Regions from separate parts of the Mus musculus genome. Here region 2 is linked to region 1. The links are chromatin loops, found by intact Hi-C in ENCODE. Cell type or tissue: left cerebral cortex. All regions are shown on one strand.

What was found. Peaks named below come from ENCODE experiments on the same cell type or tissue, not always from the same donor. Only the 100,000 strongest peaks of a DNase experiment are listed, where the experiment ranks them.
Region 2: it touches region 1 in a loop (8-fold over the local background); 1 of 42 quality-filtered maps calls a loop at or near these places.

What each region holds. Positions count from the first base shown.
Region 1 is chr3:96,578,290-96,583,289 of GRCm38, forward strand. Polr3gl (polymerase (RNA) III (DNA directed) polypeptide G like) reads right to left here. Exons shown (of 8, transcript NM_027241.4): 2 at 3,799-3,966; 3 at 3,355-3,484; 4 at 2,546-2,614; 5 at 2,161-2,217; 6 at 1,727-1,800; 7 at 1,509-1,622; 8 at 1-299. The coding sequence starts at 3,924. The coding sequence ends at 213. Among named protein-coding and RNA genes, the nearest start is that of Polr3gl, 13 kb to the right of the region's middle. In left cerebral cortex, a CTCF peak has its summit at 2,093 (motif pointing left); DNase peaks (open chromatin) are centred at 646 and 2,088; H3K4me3 peaks cover 943 bases; H3K27ac peaks cover 2,051 bases.
Region 2 is chr3:96,661,599-96,666,598 of GRCm38, forward strand. It overlaps Itga10 (integrin, alpha 10), which reads left to right. Exons shown (of 30, transcript NM_001302471.1): 28 at 226-321; 29 at 997-1,110; 30 at 1,367-2,921. The coding sequence ends at 1,432. It also overlaps the pseudogene Rpl21-ps11. Among named protein-coding and RNA genes, the nearest start is that of Ankrd35, 6.0 kb to the right of the region's middle. In left cerebral cortex, a CTCF peak has its summit at 2,235; DNase peaks (open chromatin) are centred at 1,438 and 2,149; H3K4me3 peaks cover 686 bases; H3K27ac peaks cover 966 bases.

The DNA.
Region 1 (5,000 bases):
AGTGAGTTCCAGGACAGCCAGGGCTACACAGAGAAACCTGTCTGGAAAAAACAAACCAAGCCAACCAACCAAAACAAAACAAAACAAATAACAAAAATAGGAAAACCCCTAAGTACATAGGGATATTTAGTTCCTGTATCTCAAATCAAGAATGATATATGGGCCCAGGTTTTCAGTCTATGGCCCAGGTTTTCAGTCTATGCCCAGGTTTTTCAGTATATGGCCTCATCCATATTGTCATCGCTGTCCCCTCCAAAGTCCTCTCCATTGTCAAAATATGACATGATGTAATCAGTTTCCTGAAATGTAAAAAGAAGCAAAGATCAGGGGTGATGTCAGAGTTTTCTTCTCTTTGTCTCCAGGCTCTTTCTTCTCACACACACCTTTCCAGGTCTGGGACACCTCTACCTGCTGTTACATTCATTCCTTTTCATGCGTATAGGTGCTTTGACTGCATGTATGTGTATACTGCTTTCGTGCTAGAACCCTCGGAGGCCAGACAATGGCGTCAGATGCCCGGGAACTGGAGTCACCGGTTGTTGTGAGCCACCATGTGGATGCTGAGAGTGGAGCTCGAGTCCTATGGAAGAGCAGCATGCGCTCTTAACCAAGAGTCGTCACTCCTGCTCCATGTTATACAAGTTAAAGTATTTGTTTGCCTGTATATGTATGTTATATGTGTGTGTCCAAGTGTGCCCTGGTGCACATGTGGAAGTCAGGGGACAACTTGCAGGGGTCAGTCCTTCCACTCTGTGGGTTCTGGGGACTGCACTCAGGTCATCAGGCTTGGTAGCAAGCCCCTTTGCCCTCTGAGCCATATCACCCGCCATGTTCCGTGTTTTGAGGATAGGTCAGGGATAGATGAACTGGAGAAAGGCTTTTGGTGGCACTGCAACTCTCTGAGAATGTCTCCCGTGTAAGGGTTGAGAGCCCAGGGTTAGTGAGATGGCTCAGTACAAAAGGCCTTTGTTGTTAAGCCAGAGGACCTGTGGTCAATAACCAGACCCCACACGGGAAAAGAGAGAGCCAACTCTTGCAAGTTGTCTTCTGACCTCCACACATTTCACACACACACACACACACACACACTCATGCACACATGTAATAAAAGATGGCTTGGATGTTAAAGGCCTTTGTTGCTCTTTCGGAGTTCAGATAACTTGGGCAGCTCACACCTGCTTGTAACGCCCAGCTTCAGGGGTTTGGAGACCCTCTTCAGGCCTCCTCAGGCACCAGAACACGCTTGGTATGCAATCATACAGAGTCTTGTATGCTAAGTCTGGAGGCAGACTCATATGTAACCCCAACAGCAGGAAATAGAAGCAGGGGGGCTTCTGGGGAGTTCCTGGCCAGCCTGGCTTGCATAATGGAGACCCTGTCTCAAAACCAAAACCAAAAATAAAACAACAACAAGAAATCTTGAAAAGAAAAAAAAAAAAAGAGTTGTGAGCCTACAACTTGTAAGGGAGAAAGGAGGGGTGGGGTGGGGAGGAGCAAAGCCCCCTCACCTCCTCATGCTCCTCTTCATCGTATTCCTCTTCCTCCCCCTCTTCCTTCTCCTCCTCTTCTTCTTTCTCTTCATCCTCCTCCGAAGTCACTTCCTCCTCCTTCTTCTCTAGCGTCTCATGTGAGGATGAATAGGAAGAGAAACTCACTCACAGAATGCAGGGAGAGCTGGGGCTCCAAGGGACCGGGAGGCCAGCTGTCTATCGCACTTCCTCCTCACCTCTAGTTTCTGTATCGTCTCCTCCTTATCGTCTGTGCTCTTAGGGGGCCTCTTGGGAAGGATAATGGTGGTCCCTGTTTGGAGGATCAAAAAGTGAGAGGCCTTAGTACATCTACTAGCTTTCTTTCGGGGTTTTAAATTTGGGGTGTGTGTGTGTCTGTGTGTGTGTGTACGTGTGTGTGTGACACACACGCGGAAGTTAGAATGAGTTCTTCCTTCCAACAGTGGGTCCTGTGGATTGGTGGCTGGCATCTCTTATCAGCTGAGCCATCTCTCCCTCCATCCTAGCTGAGCCTACTCCACCCTCTTGCAGCAAACACGGCACTCTGCTGCCCTCGTGTGGTCTCCGGCAGCAAAATGTGGCGGTCTGCTGCCCTCCTGTGGTCCCCGTGGCACCGGCTGACAAGCCCTCATCCTCCTGCAGATCCACTCACGCTCCTTCTGTACTTTCCGCACTCGAATCTTGAGCTCACTGGGGAGTCGCCGCCAATCTGGGAAGAGTGGGAGTGAAAATCAGCAGGACCCTGGCCGGCTGGAGGCTTCTGGGAGTGATGGCTGGCGCTAAGGGGGAGGGGAGTGTTTAAAAGGAAGGACGGAATGGGGGTTGGTTTGAAGATTTTTCAGAATAAAATTGTAGGTTTGACGCTTCTGGAGAGGTGGGCACTGTTGTTACAAATAGGGTTTCCACGTAGAACGCGAGAGTGTTGCAGAGCACATCTAAGACTCTAGATTTAGATGTACAGGAAAGGAAGGTGACAGTTTGAGGTACCTAAAGAATCTGAAAGGAGGGCATTCGGAGAGGAGGGGCCAGTCACTTACCAGGGTTCCAATCGATGGCGTTGTCAATAGGCCCAGACATCTGATACTTGTCTGAGTAACGTTCCACATCTGGGGGGCGGGTGGGGGGGGGGTAGAGCCCGTGAGTTAGAGTTTTAACCTTAGAACATCTGTCCTAAGGGTCTGCCCCTCTTATCTATCAATCTCCTTACTCTAAGCCCAGAGCCCAGAGCTGTCAGTTGGGGTCAGCCTTGCCTCTCCTTCAGCCTGCCTTGTTGCTATTCTTATCTTTGCCCAGAATCCTCTTCTGAGAAGCAGTGAGCTTCACTGGACAGGACACCCTGGGATAAAAACCAGGGTTCAGTCTTCTGTCTCCCTCTCACTAACTGGTTAGCTTGGTAAGTCTTCTTCCAGTGTTGAGCCCTCAGCTCCCAGGGGCTCAGTAGAAAAGCATCAACTGTCAATACTTCTCACCGAGGGCAAGTAACCATTCTCCCAAGCCTGCCAGCAGCCCCGCCCGCCGTCTCCAGTCTCCTGCTCTCGCTAGGTGAAAGCTTTGCACAGGTGGGGTGCTCAGAGGCCCAGCATCAAGGTCTCTCCAGTTAATGAATTGGAAATTCATTTGTACCCCCCCTATTTGAACTAAGATGCTGATGCTTTAATGTCCCACCAGCCCCAAGATTGAGGTTCAATTAAAATCTCGAGTAAGGTGATACATTTCAGACACAGAGGGACATTTAATGCTCTTTCCATTAGACAGGAAACTTCTAAGCCTCTCTGGCCCTGAGCGTGCTAGCATGGGCACTGCCCACAGAAGGAGGCCCGAATCCTTATGCTAGCTTTCTACTGACCTCTCTTGGGGACGGCTGGCCGGATGAAGTAGGGGAGCTGCCTCATGGCCCCGCGCAGCTCTTGCTTCAGTGCCAGGACATACTCCCCCTCCTCTCCTGCCGGCAGAGGCACTGGGTGGAACTCCAAGGGCTGAGGGGTACAGTGGTTAGTCTGGAGCGCTGCAATAAAACCTTAAAAGGCCTTTCCCCCAAGTAAAATCCAGTGTTCTCAGTAAGATTGGGAAGGCCAGAAGATGGAGGAGGGCATTCTGAGAGCTGGAGAGTGGACGGTATGAAGAGTGAAGATAAACACTTCCTTGCCGGGAAAACACCGCCCGTGGGGCAGGTGCGACTATAGACGGAATCAAGGTGCAGATGGCTCGAGATGGGCCAGGAGGATTCTGTGCTCATATGGCTCAGTGGGGGCTCACATGGGAGGCTTGGGAAGGGAAGGGAGACACTCACAGGAAAGAGTGGAGAGGGCTGGAGAGTGGGTGGGGGCAAAGCATCACCCTTCCCAATGCCCACAGCCTCCATGTTGAAGGTCAACTGGCCCCGGCCACGACCCCGGCCCCCACCCCGGCTGGCCATGGTGGAGGGGGCCTGGATATGCAGAGATCCAGTGAGAAAAACCTAATAAAGACAAAAACAGAGAGATAAAGAAGTGTACTAGAAGAGATATGACGCCAAGAAGCCGCACAGCACATCATGTGATGTTCTATGGGAGGTGACGTTTTCCTCTGTGCCCCGGTTCAAACCCAGGGCTTTTCTCATGCTAGGCAAGTACTCTACTTTGGGCTACATTCCAATCCCTTTTTCTGTGACAGTTAGAAATTTGATGTGCCAGGCAGTGGAGGGACACACCTTTAGTTTCAGCACTTGAGAGGCAAAGGAAGGCATTACTTTGAGTTTGAGGCCAGCCTGGTCTACAGAATGAGTTTTGGGACAGCCAAGGTTATGCAGAGAAACCTGTCTCAAAAAAAAAAAAAAAAAAAAAAAAAAACCAAGCAAAATAAATACAAAATATAACTACTTAATTAATTAAAAAATAAATAAAACATTAAGTTAGGAGTGATACCACAAACCTGTAATCCGAGCCCTGTACTTGACGAGAGGATTATCAGTTTGAGGCTAGCCTGGTCTACATAGAGTTCCAGGCCACTGAGGGATAAATAGCAAGATCATGTCTCAAGATAAACAAAGCTGGAGAGACTGTTCAGTGGTTAAGATGTGCATTGCTTTCGAAGAGGAATGGAGTTTTGTTCCAGTACTTGTGTCTGGTGTCTCACACCGTCTGTAAACCCAGCTCCAGGGAATCTAACACCCTTATTTCGCCTCCATGGACATCTGCACTCACATGCACACACTTTTAAAATATGTTTTAAAACATGAGAGATGGCTCTGTGGTTAAAAGTATCCCATGCTCTTGCAGAGGACCTGGGTCTGGTTCCTCTGCTCACATCAGGTGGTTCCCACTGCCTGTGACTCTACTTCCCGGAGAATCCACGCCTGCCACAGCCTCCATGCACATTTACATAAGTGGTACACATACAAATAAGTAAAAGTAAATAATATTTTAAAGTACTAAAACAATTCAGCTAGAGAGATGTCTCAGTGGTGGGGTACTGCTCTTCCAGATGACACGACTCTGACTCCCATCACTCACA
Region 2 (5,000 bases), 83 kb after region 1:
CTGCAACCAGATCTCTGGGCACAGTCACCAGCTTCTGAATACACAGTGCACAAAACCATCCCTCCCGACAGTTTCCCTTCCTCTTTCCCCATCCATTTCCAACAGCATCTTATGGTCTTCGGGGCCCTGGTAACTGTGCCCACGGAACTTCAGCCTTGCTCTTGGGGTTCTATACTACCAGATGATGGCTCAGTTTAAATGGTTTCCTAACTGCTCATTCCACAGGCCAAGTTCAAGTCTGTGACAGTGGTCAGCACCTTCAAGTTAGGAACTGAGGAGGGCAGTGTCCTACTACTGAATGAAGCCTCCCGCTCGAGTGAGGTAGGGTGGAGCTGGGAAGAGTGGCAATGGGTTGGGAAAAGGATGGCCCTTCTCTCCCTCTTATTTTTCAACTTAGCTTTTAAAATCTATGTGTATTACCTGCAAGCAAGTGAGCCGTGAGTAGAGGTCAGAACCTCTTAGTTCTGGATCCCCCGGAACTAAGATGATTTTGAGTCACCATATGGGTGCTGGGAACCAAACCTGCAACCTTTTTGCAAGAGCAACAAGTGCTTTTAGCCATGGCGCCATCTCTCCTACCCAACAATGGGATTTTTCAGAGCAAAATTATATCCACTCGACAGTCCACCAGGCAGGGGTCCAACAGTCAGAAGTGGCGGTTCCATGAGTCTTGCTTCTTGCTTCAGTGTTTTTAAGTAGGAAGAAGTTTTGGTTTTTTGCTTTATTTATTTATTTTTTACTCTATTTAGGGCTGGCTTTGTTATAATGTTGACTGAGGCTGAGTTAAAGGGCAGACATAAAACACAGGTCAGGGGTGGTGATGCCTGCCTGTAATTCAAGTACTGGGGAGCTGAGAGAGGAGGCTTGCCATGAGCTGAAGGCTGGCCTGGGACATGAAATAAAAATGCCTCAAACACAAGCAAACAAACCAAGCCACAAAAAGCCACCTCAAAAGCCAAGCAAGAAAAGACAAAACAAACTCTCCTTGCTATGCAGAGTCACTTGGAGGTGATTCAGACCCACCCGACCCTCATCTCCCTGTGGATCCTCGTTGGCAGTGTCCTGGGGGGGCTGCTCCTGCTTGCTCTCCTTGTCTTCTGCCTGTGGAAGGTAAGGCCAGCATCTTATTCTGTTGGAAAGAAAGGACAGGCTCTGTGTTAGTTAGGATGGGGCTAGGGGGCTGCCATGTTCAGCTCTCCTTGACTCTGTCCCACAAATGATGGTTGAATCAACCTAAGCCAAATAAAATAAATCTGAATCTCATTTTTGGAAACAGAACAGAAGCGAAGACCTCAGATAAGCGAGGGCTATTGGCAAGGCCCCCAGCCGGGACATCTGGCAATGACTGGTATCTTTTCCTCTATAGCTTGGCTTCTTTACCCGTAAGAAAATCCCCAAAGAAGAAGAAAGTGAGGAGAAGTTGGAGCAGTGACTGACTGACTGCAGGAGGCTCAGAAGCCCACTTTGGCAGCCTTTTCAAGAGACTCTGTATCCAAAGGAGGCTTGGAGGCTCAAAGGGGAAAAGATGCTGCCAGCATGTGTCTCCAGGCCTGCAGCCTGACTTGACTTTTGAGCCATGGCGATGCTTCTGGCAAGAGATGAAGCTTTGCCTTAGCTGAGAAGGGCTGGCACCAAAACACATAATATCCTCACCCTGTGCGTCCCCCTTCCCGACGGCTTCCACAGCTAGCACAGGTTCTTTGTTTTGGACCCTATCTTCCCCATTACCAGGAGTCAAATGATTTTGCTCCCGACTCTCCTTGCAGATTCCCTTTGTCCCCCTCTCAATTCCAAAAAGAAGGTTATCCTCCGCCCCGCCCCCCCCCCCCCCCCCCCGCACACGCGTACACACTCTCTCACCTTCCTGCCTGCTCCCCACTCCACAGGAGAGAGCTGACGTTGGCTTAAAAGAAGTAAAAGTCAACATCTGCTGCTTTCCCGTGGAGTCCTGTGATTCATAGATCTGGGTGGGGAGAGTCAACAGGAAAAAAGGAGGGAGGAGAAAAAGCCACAAGAGACATTCTGTACAATTCCAGGGCACAGAGAATCCTTCAGACCGGCAACTGCCAGCCGGCTGAAACCTGAGACTTCACAGTACTCCGCCCTCAGGTGCTAGGGAAACCCAGCTGCCCCCAGGCTCTCCGGGCTGAGGCATCCCAACCCTCATCCTTCTCTGGGAGCAAGGCCAGGACTTGATGCTAAAATTTCCGGAGCCAGAGGCCCCCAAGTGGTTCAAGCTGGGATAGCAGGGGAGCTTGGTGACAATTTTCTCCATTTACTCTTCGGGGCTTTCGTAACTGAAAGCTTCACGGTGGCAGGAAGAAGCCCTTTCACCGCACCAGGTTTGGGTAACAACAGCCCCCTGAGATAGATCCAAACAAGCGGGAATCTGCATCTGGGAGGAAGCCTACATGGTTGGCATCAGGTGTCTGGAGAGTAAGCACCTTCTTGCCCAGTGTTGGCGCTATAGCGGTGATAGCCTGGGAAGACCATTCTGAGACTCCTGTCATGTGCTGTAGGTGTCTCTGCTGCAGTGAGTTTTTCAGCCCTTTCTTGATCACCTTTTCTGGAAATTGCGTGTTGACTAAACCCTCTCCCTTTTGTCCTATGTTTTGGTTCATGGGTAAGTGTAATTCTCATAGTAACGGGGAAACTCGTTGTTTATTGTAATTAAGACTTTTGAACAGCAAAGACAGTTTCTGATCTCCATAGTTTAGCTCTGACAGAGGCCCTCTTAGACTGTGATGAGAGGAAATCTGATTGAGCAGTTGACCAGCAGCCAGAGAACCGGTCTTCCCAGGCTGTTCTGAGTCTGCTTGCAATGTTTATTTTGGTGTCTCTGGTCTTCTGCAGAGAGTCCCTCCTGGGGACTGTCATGGTGAGCAAATGGTCAGAACAAATAAAATCCAGTTATCAAATGACTTCTGGCTCTGTTTGAGTTTCCTGGGATATAGAGTGCCCATGGATAGTGTTTGCAGCATTTTAATACAGCAACATGGCTGCCCTGAAAAGGATCGCATCCAAAGACCTTCTAGATCCCTGTGATCTGGATGGAATACTGACATGCCTTACTCCCAGGAGACAGAGGCAAGCAGGTCTCTAAGTTCAAGGCTAGTCTAGTATAGAGTAAGTCCCAGGTAAAGAAAAGTTAAGATCCAGGCATGGTGGTACACACCTTTAATCCCAGCACTCGGCAGGCAGAGGATGCAGATCTCTGAGTTCTGTTTAGTCAAGTCAGTGAGTGCAGTTCATTTGAATTGGGAATCCAGTGAGTTGAGAGGCAGGTCAGTTTGTAGAATTCAGAGGTGGTTTTTGGTTGTTTGTTTGTTTGGTTGGTTGGTTGGTTGGTTTTTTTTCAAGACAGGGTTTCTCTGTATAGCCCTGGCTGTCCTGGAACTCACTCTGTAGACCAGGCTGGCCTGGAACTCAGAAATCCACCTGCCTCTGCCTCCCAAGTGCTGGGATTAAAGGCATGCACCACCACCACCCGGCCAGAGGTGGTTTTTTAAGGAACAGTTTTACAGGGACAGGTTGCAAAGAGAACACGGTAGTAGGCATTGGTGAAGACAGAACAGGCCAAAGAATGAGAAGGAACCAGAAGATTAGATTGCTAGAGTTAGTTTGAGGCCAAGTAGAGAAATTCATTGAGAAGCTAAGAGAAGTCCGATTAAAGCCGGGCGTGGTGGTGCACGCCTTTAATCCCAGCACTCGGGAGGCAGAGGCAGGCAGATTTCTGAGTTCGAGGCCAGCCTGGTCTACAAAGTGAGTTCCAGGACAGCCAGGGCTACACAGAGAAACCCTGTCTCAAAAAACCAAAAAAAGAAAAACCAAAAAGAGAAGTCCGATTGAATCAGTCAGCTTGGAGAGGGGTTTGAGCCAGAACAGCTGAGCTGACCCAGCCAGCCAGAGTTCAGAAAGTGCTAGAAAGGGTTAAAGGGTGAGCTTGTTCAGAAGTAAGCCTTCAAGACAACAATTACAGCAGGTGAATAAACATTACTTTTACAATTATTGTGAATGTTTTCTGTGACTCTTCTTTCCCAGGAGATCTGCTCCATCATCCCACAATCCTCACCAGCTTCCGGGACCGTTTAAAGTTTCCTGAGAAAAACACACAGACCTGGATTGAAGTCTGTGCCTTTCATTTGTTGCCATATCATCTTGAACAGTTCATAATTTCTTGGAGGTTCAGATAACACCAAGAAATTCTGGCTTGGTGGTGGTGGTGGTGGCGGCGGTGGACACCTTTAATCCCATTACTTGGAGGCAGAGGCAGATGGATCTCTGAGTTTGAGGCCAGCCTTATCTACAGAGAGAGTTCTAGAACAGCCAGGGCTACACAAAGAAGTCCTGTCTTGGGGCTGGCGAGATGGCTCAGTGGGTAAGAGCACCCGACTGCTCTTCTGAAGGTCCGGAGTTCAAATCCCAGCAACCACATGGTGGCTCACAACCATCCATAAAGAGATCTGACTCCCTCTTCTGGAGTGTCTAAAGACAGCTACAATGTACTTACATATAATGAATAAATAAATCTTTAAAAAAAAAAAAAAAAAAAAAAAAGGAAGTCCTGTCTTAGAAACAACAGAGATAGATAGATAGATAGATAGATAGATAGATAGATAGATAGAGGTAGGTGAGATGAGAGAGAGAGAGAACTTATAGCACAGTAGTATAGTTTAGGATAGGATAGGATAGGATAGGATAGGATTTGGGCATGTAGGCCATGCAGTTTCAAACGTACGTGACCTGAGTCAGATTTAACATCTGCCCCAGCCTTCTCATGTTTAGAGGACTAAATGAGACCATCCAGGTAAGGCAACCATGTAGCAAATACTTAGTAAATAGTAACCATAATTACAAAAATATTTTTTCCCTGGTGCTGGTATTTTATTTCTTTGTGTCCATTAGGCCATGAATTCTTATGGAATGGGCTCCAACAGCTCAGGCTCTTTTCCATTAGTCCTCACAAAGTGTGCTTCTCTGGGTGGCGCAGGCTGGCGCTT